Regions from separate parts of the Mus musculus genome. Here all the other regions are linked to region 1. The links are chromatin loops, found by intact Hi-C in ENCODE. Cell type or tissue: heart. All regions are shown on one strand. Region 1 overlaps Mroh1 (maestro heat-like repeat family member 1). Region 2 holds the start of Fbxl6 (F-box and leucine-rich repeat protein 6). Region 3 holds the start of Cpsf1 (cleavage and polyadenylation specific factor 1).

Region 1 (2,500 bases):
CCTGCCTCTGCCTCCTAAATGTTGGGATTGAAGGTGAGTGCCACCACAGGCAGCATTTGACTGGATGCCTGCATCCAGCCGTGTGATGCTCTTATTGACTTCATTACAGTAAAATGATGTTTTTTTATCGAAGTGTACTTCAGAAGGCACTCTGTGTTTACCTATATTTTCATTCTTTCCTCTATGTTCTTTCTCTGGGCATGTCATATGGAAATGTCTGCATACAAGAAACAGAATTTTCTCTACTGGAGACAGTCCATAGTGTGCTTTGTTTCTTTCTGTAGATTACCTTAGAGAACTTCTCACCTTCATCAGTACAGAGTTAAGATGCTCTTAAATATTTGAAGTACAGCTCACCTACAGGAATACTACAGATAGTAGCTGTTGTTTTCAGTAAGTGATAACACAGCCCATTATTTCCACCTGGATGAAGAACAAAGAACAGATGACAGTGCTCAGGGGCCGTTGCCAGGTCAGCAAGGGCAGCTTCGTGCACAAGAATGTGTGACTGTTTTGCATGTTGTATAAGGAGTGAGAAATTGCACACTGTGGAACGTTTTGTATCTGACTTATTTTTTTGTGAAATGTATAGTAAGCTAATCTCCAAGGTGCTCATTTGTTAGCAAGGCACGTGGGTTCTTCCAGTTTCTGACCCTAATGAAGACTGCTTCTCTTTCTGTTGTCCCTGTGCACACTTTGATGGACGCGTATCTAGGAGCAGAGTTTCAGGTTGTAGGTGTGCCTTTGTCTTAACACCACCAGGTGAATGCATTCTGTTCTTCCAAGATACCTAGTGAAGACTAGACAGAGTAACTCCTTTTGCAGCAAGCCGCTGCTTAGCTGTTATGTGTTCCAGGCTACCAAACAAACCACCTTTCCCAAGGTTGCCCAAGTCACCCACCCCCCCCATCCCCACCCCCCGCCGCCGAGAAGGGCAAGGGTAGAGCACACAGACTTTCTTTTCCTGGAGTCTAGTTTGATCTGTGCCTGGTGCTGTCTGAGCCTCTAACACTAGGTGGCGCTCTGATCTCAGGTTTGTATCCCTTCTCCTGTGGACAGGAAAACCTGTAAGCTAGGAGCAGGAGAGTAATTCACAAAGCTGACCTTCTGTTGCTCCCGGAGAAACCCGAAACCCCAGGAATCTAAAGATGAACTTGAATGAAAGTCTCAGCCAGGACACAGGTGAATTTTAAATTTCTTGCTTTATGAGTCACACCTTTGTGTCTTCAGCCCTAAGATTCCAGAGACTAGCTGTGCTTAGGTTGTTTTTTGTTTTTGCTTTTGTGTTTTTGAGACAGGGGTCTCACTAGGTAATTTTGGCTGACCTGAAATTCACTAAGTATAGCAGGCTGACCTTGAACTCATAGAGATCTGCCTCCCGAGTGCATGCTGGGATCAGAGGCATACATTATCCACTGTGCCTACTTTGAAGATTTTCCTTTTTGGTTTTTTAATTATTTTTTGTGGGTGTTTTGTGTGCTTGTGTTTCTGTGTGGTGTGTGCTTATCTGGTGCCCAGGGAGCCAGGAGAGTGTGTCTGATACTCTGGAACTAGACTTACAGATGGTTGTGAGCTGACATACGGGTACTAAGAATCAAACCCAGGTCCTTTGAAAGTGCAGCAGTGCTCTTAACCCCTGAATACTCTCTCCAGAACTTTATCTTCAAGATGTTTACATGTAACCATGTATGTCTTTATATGTAAATAATATTTCTATTTGACTCTCTTTCTAGAGACTGTCCATCGATTTGTTTGTTTGTTTGTTTTTAACTGTGGTGTCCACCTTTCAGAGTCTGACTACTTTTTTAAAAGATTTATTTATTTATTTTATGTATATGAGTACACTGTAGCTGTACAGATGATTGTGAGCCATCATGTGATTGTTGGGATTTGAACTCAGGACCTTTGGAAGAGTAGTCAGTGCTCTTAACCACTGAGCCATTTCTCCAGCCCTTGTTTTGTTTTCTTTTTTGGTTGTTTTGTTTTGTTTTGAAATTGGGTCTCTCTACATAGCCCTGGTTGTCCTGGAACTCACTTTGTAGACCAGGCTGGCCTCAAACTCAGAAATCCGCCTTCATCTGCCTCCCGAGTGCTGGGATTAAAGGCGTGTGCCACCACGCCCGGCTTGTATTTTATGATATTACTGTCAAGATCCTTAACAGGCTTTGTTGTGGTGGCTCCAGAGGAGGTAGGGCCTAGGCCATGGAGTATCTTAGGGTGGGGCTGTTTGTTTTTTGTGACAGAGTTTCTCTGCATAGCTCTAGTTATCCTGGTGCTCTCTTAGTACACCAGGCTGGCCTTGAATTCAGAGGTCTGCCTGCCTCTGCCTCCTGAGTTCTGGGATTAAAGGTGTGTGCCACCACCTGGCTGGGATGGCATTCTTACCAAACTGCCTCTACATTGTCACGAGCAGTTATTACTTGTATTGTGCCCAGTGCCCTCATTTTTCTTCCCTATTTTCTTTCCTTTAAAAAAAAAAAAAGATTATTTATTATGTGTG
Region 2 (2,500 bases), 120 kb after region 1:
CTTTCTGCAGGGCTTCCACAGGCAGCTGCAGGGGTGTGTTGTTGCAGTTCATGCCAGTGCTGACCTGGAGGACTTGGAGCTGTGGGCAGCAGTTGTCCTGGAATGGTGGGATAAACACTGCTAGGTCAAAGGCCTGGGCTGGTCCCCACTGAGCCCTTTTCCTGACCATCCCCAGCCTACCAGCAGTGCGCCCAAGATGGCCGTCGTCTGGGAACTGTAGGTCAGCCACAGTTTACGCATTCGGGACCCGGCCTCCTCCAAGAAGCTCACCACAGCTGTGGACTCCACCTGGGGATCCAGCCCAAAGGTGCAGCTCATGCATGTCACAAGGGCCCAGGCGATTTCAGGGTCCCCCACCCACCCACGGCAAAGGACTCACCATGGAATGATGTAGGTCCAGGCTGTGGAGCTGGCAGCAGGCTCTCGCTAACATGACCAGAGTTTCAGCAGTCACAGTGTGGCAGTCTGAAAGCTTGAGGAAGGTGAGCCGAGGGCAGAACTTGCTAACCAGCTGTAGCAAGAGATAGAGAGAGAGAGAGAGACCATCCAGGGTTGTGGAGGGCAGGTAAAGGTCTATCTACAGGGACACTGGTAGTCATGACAAGCCTATCCTATAGTCCCAGCTATGACTCCATTCTGTCCACGCCAGGCCTACATGGAAATTGCTGTCTCCTCCAGCAATTTCCTAAGATGTCAGCAAGACGAAACTGAGCAGGCAGGCAGACAACTCTGTGGTACACCACCAGGGCACCCTCCCCATAGTAGACCACTCAAACGTGACAGCTTGTGTGCAGGGCAGTCTCCAGCTCTTACCTCCAACACAGAGTGTACTTGAGACTTCCAGTGGATGAGGGTCAAGCTCTGGAGCTGAGAGAACCTGGGCGACAGCAAGGCCCGGCTGTAGTTGTGCTCTTGTCCTTACGCTGCCCCCTTCTGGACAGAATCCTCCCCTACTCAACGCGGATGCAGGGAAGACAACAGACAGTAAGATGACAAGGAGCCCTCACCGATTGGGTACGAGCCACTCCAGGCAAGCAAGGAGCTTCTTCTCTCCCTTAAGGTTGCCCTTGCCAGCCCGGCCAACCAGCGAGGGTGACAGGGTCACAGTATGCCAGAGTGAAGGATGGGAGGTGGCTTCGTGCCAGTGACGGCAAACGCGTGCAGCCCTAGGAGAAGAAAAAGTTTGCTGAGAGTGCGTGGCCTTTTGCGGGTAATGCCTACAATGGAGTGTTTTAGGAGCAGCGCAGCGGTCTTAAAGCCTGCCGTCGCCCGTTCTCAGTGCTAGGCTTTGAGCTCTAAGTGAAGACAGGTGCCGGAGCACTTGTGTTCGCCCGATGTGATGCCTGCTCTGCCCTCTGCTCTGCAGCACCCGCTCAGTGCGCCAGTCTCTACCGCGGCAGGCGCTGTTGGTGTACCTGCCAAGAAACGGCATGGGCCCATGAGCCGCAACCAACAACCCGAAAATATGCACCAGGACTTCTAAGGGAATACGGTCTCCCCAACCAGAGTCCAGGCCCTGATCGAGCGACGGCTCCGGTCGGGGTTTGGTCCTGGGCTTGGCGACAGCCGTGGGGCCACGAGCCAGTGACCTCGGAGCGCGGCGACGGGCGCGCCGGTGCGCACGAGCGCGGGGAGGCTCCAGGTCCGGCAGCACGAGCAACATGCTGTCCGCTTGCAGCAGGTGGTACCCAGAGCCGCGAGGTGCCAGGCGGTCCCACCACCAGTCCTCCGCCGAGCGGCCCCGCGCATCGGGCCGCTTGGAGCTTCGAACTCGACGTCTAACTCGCCTAGAGGCCACGGGAGCCATAGCCCCCGGGAGCTGAACTAAAAGCGGAAGGTGGGTGGGCAGAGAGGAAGGGGCGTGGCCCCTTAGCTCACTCCTTTACACTACACTTAGCTTCCGGGGGTGGGACTTCCGCCGCAGTCTAGCGCATTAGCCGGCGTCTTACTACAACCCTTTGGCTGGGGTTTGGCTGCCTTCCGGGCTAAGTGGCGTGCTCCCGGGGCTGGGCGGGCTGCTCCGGCCCCACGCCCCTGATGCACCGCACTCAGCCGAGGAGCCCAGAATCGAATCAAGTCAGCCAGCCACACCTCTTGCCGATCCACGCCGGCTGCCTGAAGTTAGCTGTCATCCAGTCTGGTTTAGCCGCGCCAAGACTTGGTCCTCCGCAAGCATCAAGGACTGGCTCTTTCGCTCATCTTCCTCCCCGGAACCATGCTTTAAGCCAGCTTCTCGCTCCCCCGCTTGCCAGTCTTGTACAGAAGGGTCCCGGTGCAGGCTCCATGGTAGGTGCAGCTCCTGATCTATCCGCCGCCTCCCTCCAGGTGCCTTGGTTTTGCAATCTGGCCACCTCAGACCCTGACTCTGCCCACTCGCATGTTTTTTTGTTTGTTTGTTTGTTTTGTTTTGGTTTGTTTTGGTTTGTTTTTTGTCTCCGTCCAGGTGAAAAAGCTTGACTCTTTTTTTCTCTAGAATAGTTAGAGAAGCTTTGGATCTACG
Region 3 (2,500 bases), 190 kb after region 1:
TCCATAATGCTGACCTCCATGGACACCAAGAATGCATATGGTGTACATACATATATACAAGCAAACACAAATGAATATGAATAAGTCTAATTTTTTAAAAAAAGCATCTGCCTTCTTGGCTTTTTTGCTTTGTTTTTAGACAAGAGGTTCACTATGTAGCCCTAGATGGCTTGGAAATAGTTTAAACTGGAACACCCAGAAATCTGTCTGCTTCCACCTGGGATTAATGGATCGAACTGGGATTAAAGAGCCACGGAAATTGCCTTTTTTTTGGGGGGAGGGGGGGAGGGCTTCCTGAACCGCTTGCTGTCTCTCTAGCAACCAAAACACCCCCGTTATCAATGTACTGATGAATTCATTCCACATTACTACATCTACTGACAATAGTCTGTCCCCGAGAAACATCCAGCCTTGCTCCTTTAGGAAGAAACGTTCTTCCACAACAAATCTGCTCAATCTCAGAAAGAGCTCTGGTTGTTTTGTACAGAAACACCCAGTCTCCTTCATTGGGTCTTACTCCTAGAGAGACACTGTGGCCGTCTGTGTGTGGCAGTATTGACTTCCTAAAGAATCATCGCCCTCAAGGGTTCACTGGCTTGTCTTTGCTGCTAAGCTCGTGGAAGGTGTGCAACAATCTCCTGAAAATCGATCTCCAAAGAACAAGCAGTAGACCGCGGGCAGAGGTGTCCGGGCAGGGTAGGATGAGGCCAAACAACGAGGCAGCGATGAACTGGCTCTGGGGCCCAAAGACCCTTGGCAAACCTCAGCTCCTGCACTGGGGAACCTGCCGAATGACTGCGGCACTGCCTCGACACGGCCTACCTCGGCGTCGCGGTTCAGGCGGTACACATAGAGCTGCGAGGTGCCGGCCACCACGAGGTTGCGCTCACTGTTGTTGAAGAAGTTGCAGTACATGGTAAACTCCAGCCCGGTGGGCGGGTGCGCCTGCTTGTACACCGCGTACATGTCGCCGCCACTGTCACGCCGGAGCCGCCGACTCGGGGGACAGGGACGGCAGCGGACTCGGTCCGGCCGCGCGCGCCAACCCAGCCACCGGGTTCCGAAGTACTGCGCCTGCGCTTCCTGCCCGGACCGCCTTCTAAGAGGACCAGGTGGTTGAGAAGCAGGGTTCCGGGCCGCTTCGCATCTGCGCCTGCGCGCCGTGGCTGCGAGCGAAGAGCGGCCCCTAGTGGCCTAGCTTGATAAGAACTGACGAGCAAGCGTGGTGGCACATGCCTTTTATCCCAGCACTTGAGAGAGGCAGGCATATTTCTGAGTTCAAGGCCAGCCTGGTCTACAGAGTGAGTTCCAGGACAGCCAGGGCTACACAGAGAAACCCCGTCTCGAAAAAAAAAAACAAGAAAGAAAGAAAGAAAAAAAAAAAGGACTGATGAGCCTCGTCACAGAGCTGGAGGGTGCTGGACCTCTGCTTCCTTCTGTTCTGTACCCTTCAAGACTTGCCTCATTAGCTAAATCCCAGAAAATAAAACAAGGGTATATAGGCTTGGAAAAGGATACAGAAACATGCAATATCGCCACCCCACTCTGTAGATGAGGTGATGTGGTAGATCACCCCTGTATCACACTAAAGATCTCTTTTTAATTGACTCTAGCTGCATATGTATCAAAAGGTGGCCTAGTTGGCCATCACTGCAAAGAGAGGCCCATTGGACTTGCAAACTTTATATGCCCCAGTACAGGGGAACCCCAGGGCCAAAACGGGAGAGTGGGTGGGTAGTGGATTGGGGGGGTGGGTATGGCGGACTTTTGGGATAGCATTGAAAATGTAAACGAGGAAAATACCTAATAAAAATAAAATAAAATTTAAAAAAAAAGATCTCTTTTAAAAAGTATTTTGTTGGCTGGGCAGTGGTGGTGTAAGCCTTTAATCCCAACACTTGGGAGGCAGAGGCAGAGGCAGGCAGATTTCTGAGTTTGAGGCCAGCCTGGTCTACAAAGTGAGTTCCAGGACAGCCATGGTTATACAGAGAAAACTTTTCTTAAAAAAAAACAAAAACAAAAACAAAAAACAAAAACAAGCAAGCAAAAGAAATTATTTTTTTTTCTTTTTCTTGATTTTTGAGATGAGGTCTCAACTACATAGCCCTGGCTGTCCTGAAACTCTGTAGACCCAACTAGCCTCGAATTCAGAGTCTACCTCCCAAGCCCTGGGACGAAAGCTGCCCAGACATGCTGGCACATATATACATAATTTTTTAAATATTTATTTTATGTATATGATACACTATAGCTGTACAGATAGTTGTGAACCATCATGTGGTTGCTGGGAATTGAACCCAGAACCTCTGCTTACTCCAGCCCCAGAGATTTACTTATTATTATATGTAAGTACTCTGTAGCTGTCTTCAGACGCACCAGAAGATGGAGTCAGACCTCATTACGGATGGTTGTGAGCCACCACCTGGTCGCTGGGATTTGAATGCACGATCTTCAGAAGAGCAGCCAGTGCTCTTAACTGCTGAGTAATGTCTCACCAGTC

Evidence for each region. Hi-C counts contacts between places; a loop is a spot of excess contacts. Peaks named below come from ENCODE experiments on the same cell type or tissue, not always from the same donor. Only the 100,000 strongest peaks of a DNase experiment are listed, where the experiment ranks them.
Region 2: a loop joins it to region 1, with 6 times the contacts of the local background. A loop is called at or near these places in 11 of 42 quality-filtered maps.
Region 3: it touches region 1 in a loop (1.9-fold over the local background); 4 of 42 quality-filtered maps call a loop at or near these places.

Annotation. Positions count from the first base shown.
Region 1 is chr15:76,416,237-76,418,736 of GRCm38, forward strand. All of the region lies in intron 12 of Mroh1 (maestro heat-like repeat family member 1), which reads left to right. Among named protein-coding and RNA genes, the nearest start is that of Mir6954, 16 kb to the right of the region's middle. In heart, a CTCF peak has its summit at 1,012 (motif pointing right); a DNase peak (open chromatin) is centred at 1,015.
Region 2 is chr15:76,536,910-76,539,409 of GRCm38, forward strand. It overlaps Fbxl6 (F-box and leucine-rich repeat protein 6), which reads right to left and starts at 1,837. Exons shown (of 9, transcript NM_013909.2): 1 at 1,416-1,837; 2 at 1,008-1,166; 3 at 814-877; 4 at 380-511; 5 at 181-288; 6 at 1-97. The coding sequence starts at 1,807. Slc52a2 (solute carrier protein 52, member 2) reads left to right here and starts at 1,921. Exons shown (of 5, transcript NM_029643.4): 1 at 1,921-2,286; 2 at 2,474-2,500. In heart, CTCF peaks have their summits at 944 (motif pointing left) and 1,787; DNase peaks (open chromatin) are centred at 52, 1,002 and 1,922; H3K4me3 peaks cover 2,298 bases; H3K27ac peaks cover 1,804 bases.
Region 3 is chr15:76,606,513-76,609,012 of GRCm38, forward strand. It overlaps Cpsf1 (cleavage and polyadenylation specific factor 1), which reads right to left and starts at 1,079. Exons shown (of 37, transcript NM_053193.2): 1 at 823-1,079. The coding sequence starts at 966. In heart, a CTCF peak has its summit at 1,184 (motif pointing left); a DNase peak (open chromatin) is centred at 1,089; H3K4me3 peaks cover 1,287 bases; H3K27ac peaks cover 943 bases.